Linked DNA regions of Mus musculus: region 2 is linked to region 1. The links are chromatin loops, found by intact Hi-C in ENCODE. Cell type or tissue: left cerebral cortex. All regions are shown on one strand.

Region 1 (2,500 bases):
GACAGCTAGGGCTACACAGAGAAACTCTGTCTCGAAAAAATAAATAAATAAATAAATAAATAAATAAATACAATGTGTTCAGAATCTCATTGACTAGTACTTGTTGGTACAATTTTATACAATTTAGTATTTCCCAACAGGTCTTGAAAAAAACAAACTAACTCTGATTACAAGAACAGCTAGCAGCCAAGCAGTGGTGGTGCACTCCTTCAATCCCAGCATTTCAGGTGACAGGGGCATCTCTGTCAGACAGAGGCAGGGGGATCTCTGCCAGTCTGTAGCTTGATCTACAGAGCTAGTTGCAGGACAGTCAGGGCTACACAAAGAAACCCTGTCTCAAAACAAAAACAAACAAACAAACAAAATAAAAACAAAAACAAAACAAAACAAAAACCAAACCAAAACAAAAAAAGTTGGCATTGGGCAATACAGATTGAAGTATAGTCCTCATTGACTAGCAACCAGTTTCAGGAGGTTGCTTAGGGTCACAGCAAAGCCTCACTTTATAGCTGACGTAATGTGTGAGGTCATGAGTACACTATTCAACAGGGTTGGAGCTGGCGTGAGGTGGAGAAAACCTTTTCACCAGTAAGAATAGCTCTCAATGATGACCTTGCAGAATAGAACTTCATTAAACCAGAAGCATGTGCTGCCAATATCACCTCAGATCAAATTTCAATGCTAAAAAGAAAGAACTTGCTAGGCTTCCCAAAATGTTATCTATCTGTACTGTGTCACTACCCATCACTGGGGAGCAACAGTGGGAACATAGTTAAACTGTGATCCAGTGCAATTCCTACAGATTAAAGCCTGGGAAATTAACTGGGAGTGATGGCTCCCCTCCTCTAATCAAGGCATTTGGGAGTTGGAGTAAAGGTCAAAGTTAAATCTCAAATCCCCGGGGCAAAAGGCTGAGGTGCCTATTTAACAATGGGGACCTGGAAGCTAGGTTCTCCAGGCATCCTTCAGCCCCAAACAATTACAGGGCCCTCCTGGCTGCCATACCCCCAGTCCCTACACTGGACTCCCCAGCCCAGGCAACTGGGCTGCTCTTCCCTTATTATAATGCAGCCATTCTGGTTGCACGTCCCTTTTGTACCTTTGGCCTCCAGGCTGCTAAAATTTGTCCCTTTCTCTCCCCTCTTCCATCCCCCCCTCCTCTCCACATGCCTCCAGTTCAGTCTCAGTCTGGTCATGTCCACTCTAGATTCCTCCACCATGCCTAGGAGCAGTCATGTCCTCTCCTCTGTAGCTCTTTTTTCACTCAGTCAATTGTTCAAAGCAAAGGAGCTGGAGAGATGGCTTGAGGACTAAGAGCGCTTACACTCTGGCTTCCCAGCACCGTGCTGGGCACAACAGCCTGTATCGGCAGCGCAAGGAGGATCCAATACCTCTGGTAATCAAGGGCACCTGCACACTTGTGTGTGTGCACAAACGCACACACACGTACTCGCATTCTTGTGATTAAAAATAGAACAATTCATGCTGGGCAGTGCGCTTCTTTAATCACAGCATTTGGGAGGCAGAGGCAGGCGGATCTAAAAAAAGAAATCTAGACAGAGTGAATGTACAAAGCCAACTGGGTGTGGTCCTTATGCTTTAATACTAGCCTTAGGGACTCTAAAAGAATCTTAAAAAAAAAAAAAAGTTCAAGACTAGCTGGTGGGTAGCACGCATGCCTGTTGGTCATCCCATTTCAAAAGCTAAGGCAGGTGCATTCCTTTGAGTTCAGAACCAGACTGGTCTAAATCGATGGCTTCCAGGGCAACCTGGACTAGAATGGTAGGCTCACGGCCAGCCTCGAGATCGAGGTCAACTTGTGCTACAGGAGACTTAGTTTGATGAAAACATCAAAACCCACTGAAAAAAAATGAAAAATGAAAAAGGTGGCGAAATGTCTAGTGTTCGTTTTACTCAAGAGCACTAAAGAATCATTTCGTTGTCTGTAGGTTAGAATCAGGACCGACAAGTGCACTTCTTGTAATGTCGAGGCTGGGTCTTCACTTGAACTTGGCTCCGGATCAGGAGTGCCTATTGGAGCCCACATCGTTACTGGGAAACTTTTCCTGGGTCCTGAGGACCCGCCCTCGTGAAAAGCCTGAAGCGTTTCACCTTAGCGCAAATGGACTTTCTGGTCCTCCTGGTTCCTGAAGATTGTCCTCCTAGTCCCTGGGTCACAGACGTAAGATGCTCCCCAAGCGTAGCAGGTTCATCCTCGCGATCCGCTAGGGCGGGGCTCTCATCAAACCATGCCCGCCGCATTCGGGAAGACTCCACAGGCCGCGGTCGCCCGCAGCGTTTAGGGAATGCCCGCAAGTGGCCACGTCACTTTCCAGGGTGCCCGCCCCCTAACCTGCCTCGCCCTCTACCCGCCCCGCCCCTCACCCTGACTGGCCCTCGCCCTGGTCCTTGGGCACCTGGCCTACTGAACGCTGATTATCTTGGCTCTTGCCTACATCACGCCCCGCCCACTGGCACGCCTTTCCCCTTGCGCGCCCCG
Region 2 (2,500 bases), 620 kb after region 1:
AGCCTACGCGGCACGTGGGCAGGTGCTGGTTGGCCCCAGGGCCAACTTTTGCAGCCCGCCCTCCCGCGCAGGCAAGAGGTGGCCGGCGCAGAGACGGGGCCGGGCGGCGGCCCCAAGGCGGTTCCTTGTCGCTGCCCGAGCGTCGCCTAACGGTCCCAGGCGCTTCGGGTCCGCGCGGGGGTGGCCCGGCCCCGTCCCCACGCCGGAGTCCCGCACAAAGCCCGCGGCGCGGGGTGGCCGCCGCCCGTCGCCGTCCCTGTTCCCGCGTCGCGGCGGCCGCAGGCGTTTGTTTGTTGCTTGCGCGCCGCCCTGCGCGCCGGATGGCTTCCTGTGACAGAGGTGATCCACAGTTTCCAGAACTGTCTGGGGGCGGGAGCGCGAGCCGAGCCCGCCGCGTTGCTCCACCGCCGCTCTGCTGCTCCCCGGGCCCGCGGGGAGGCCGGGGAGGGACGGCGTAGCCGTTTGCAGCGGCGCAAGTGGCGTGCGGACGCGAGGGAGCGTTTGATTTGCAACTGGGGCCGAGCGGATTGGTGCAGCTGGTGGCGGCGGGCGGGAGCGGCGGCGGGGGGTGGCCACTTTCAAACGCCGAGGGCGGCGGCGCGGGCGCGAGGCCGGCTGCGCCGCGGGGAGGCGGTGTCATCCCCGCACCGGGGCCGGAGTTACTTTCCCCTCCTCCCGCGCTGTTGTTCCTGTCGCCTCGGGAGGAGCGGGAGCGCGAGGGGGCGGCGCCGCGCCAAGCCGGGCCCTGCGCCTGGCGGGCGGGCGGGTGGCCGGGATGCCCGCGGTTCGCGGCCCCACCCCGGGTCTCCAGCCTGTTTCCCCACCCCACCCGGCCTTCCCCAGCGGGGATTCGGGCCCTGCACCCCTTTTAACGGAGCTATCGTTCCCTCCCATCCCCCACATTCCCCCCACTTTCCAGCCCCTAGAGCTTCCCTGTGCGGGCCTCCCTCCGCACTTCCGACCCCCCCCCAGTCCTGGGTCGAGGGCCTCCCATTCCCACCACTTATTCCCTGGCTTCAGGTTCCCCCCACACCCGAGACCCTCACTCTGTGACCGCCTCTGCGGCCCATGGCTTTCCGGGCTCCGCATCCCCGCTCCCGGCTCGGGCTTCACACCCGGGCTCCCCCTTCTGGGCGCGCGGGGGCGGCCGCACTCTCGGCGCTGGTGAATTGCTGTGAGCAAACAACAACAAAAAAGCGGGCGATTTAAATGTGCCTTCGAAACCGGTTTGAGCTCGTCATCTCTACGAGACCCATTTAAAGCAGCTTTAGGTGGCTTGCTTTCTAGAAACGTGGTGGCGAAGGTCTTCCGCCCTTTGTTGACCCGGACCTGTGGGGAATTTAATATTTCCTTATGTGAAATGTTTGGGTTTGGCCACAGAGCTCAGCTTTTAGGAAAGTAGAAGAGGACCTCAGGTCCTCATTCCTGGGAAGGTTTGTGGGGTTCCTTCTCAAAGGGCTCCCTTAGGTGTTCTTTTTAGAATACCTGTGGTGGAGGAGGTAACTCTCTGACCGCTTGTTGCTGAAGGCTAGTTAGTGCCTATCAAAGCTAATGAACTCATTTCAAGACAGAATAATTTTCTTGAAAACGATTCATTGGTTTTTAGACCACACTAGTTAAGTCCGTAGAATGGACTGTACCTGGAGAAAGGAAGGGTTCATTGGACTTAACTCGGTTCACGTTGGGGATTTCTTGTAGGTAGTAGTCGATCACATCCGCAGTTGAGGTGACCTGCTCTGTGCAATTCAGAATTTTTAGTCTTTCTTACCACAAAGGTCTTAAGTTCCGCTTACTATAACTTTTTTTACATGTTTGAAAATCTTTATTACATTTAGTATTGTTGACCTTTATTACATTTAGTATTGTTGACCAAGGGCATTGTCACAGAAAACTGAAAAACGTAGATGAAGGGGGCATGTACTATGTCTGCTTAGAAGCAAGTAGAGGTTTATACTCACCTTAGATTCAAACCTGTCTTAAATGCCGTAAGTGGCCTCTTGAAAATATTGAACCACGCATTGCCTGAGTATAAATCTAGCTCTGCCCCAGAGTCCAACATTCTCTTATCAACTACGGTCAACTGAAAACATTTTTTGAATGTTTGCTGTTTTATGCCCTTAATAAAGTTTGCGTATGTTTGTAAATGTATTTGACCTTGAGTTTCATCTTCTAGAACAAATACAGTTTCCTGCTAATGTCCGAGGTTTGCGCGTTTTTTATGTCCATGCTTGCAGAGTGGATAGTCATTCCCAGAGTGTGTAGTAGACTTGAATTTTGTTCTCCTTCACAGTCCCATGTTGCTTCCTTGTAGCAGGGATCTCAACTGTCAGGAAAAGCAGGACAGGACTGTAGCTAAGTGATGCTGGAGCTGCGAGCCTACACTGCCTGAAGCTCTGGATTCAGTCCTCAGCATAGCCAAAGGGGGCAGGGGTAGCCTGTCTTCCTTCAACAACTTGAAGAAGCTCTGTACTCTATGAAAAATGACTTTACTCTGTAGTCT

What was found. A loop is a pair of places that touch in the nucleus more often than their neighbours do. Peaks named below come from ENCODE experiments on the same cell type or tissue, not always from the same donor. Only the 100,000 strongest peaks of a DNase experiment are listed, where the experiment ranks them.
Region 2: it touches region 1 in a loop (18-fold over the local background); 2 of 42 quality-filtered maps call a loop at or near these places.

Annotation. Positions count from the first base shown.
Region 1 is chr3:40,947,107-40,949,606 of GRCm38, forward strand. No RefSeq gene overlaps it. Among named protein-coding and RNA genes, the nearest start is that of Larp1b, 2.3 kb to the right of the region's middle. In left cerebral cortex, no CTCF peak of the experiment used is centred here; a DNase peak (open chromatin) is centred at 1,410; H3K4me3 peaks cover 649 bases; H3K27ac peaks cover 349 bases.
Region 2 is chr3:41,565,064-41,567,563 of GRCm38, forward strand. The region is part of intron 1 of Jade1 (jade family PHD finger 1); the gene reads left to right. Among named protein-coding and RNA genes, the nearest start is that of Jade1, 11 kb to the left of the region's middle. In left cerebral cortex, CTCF peaks have their summits at 595 and 1,152 (motif pointing left); DNase peaks (open chromatin) are centred at 524 and 1,152; H3K4me3 peaks cover 1,397 bases; H3K27ac peaks cover 1,117 bases.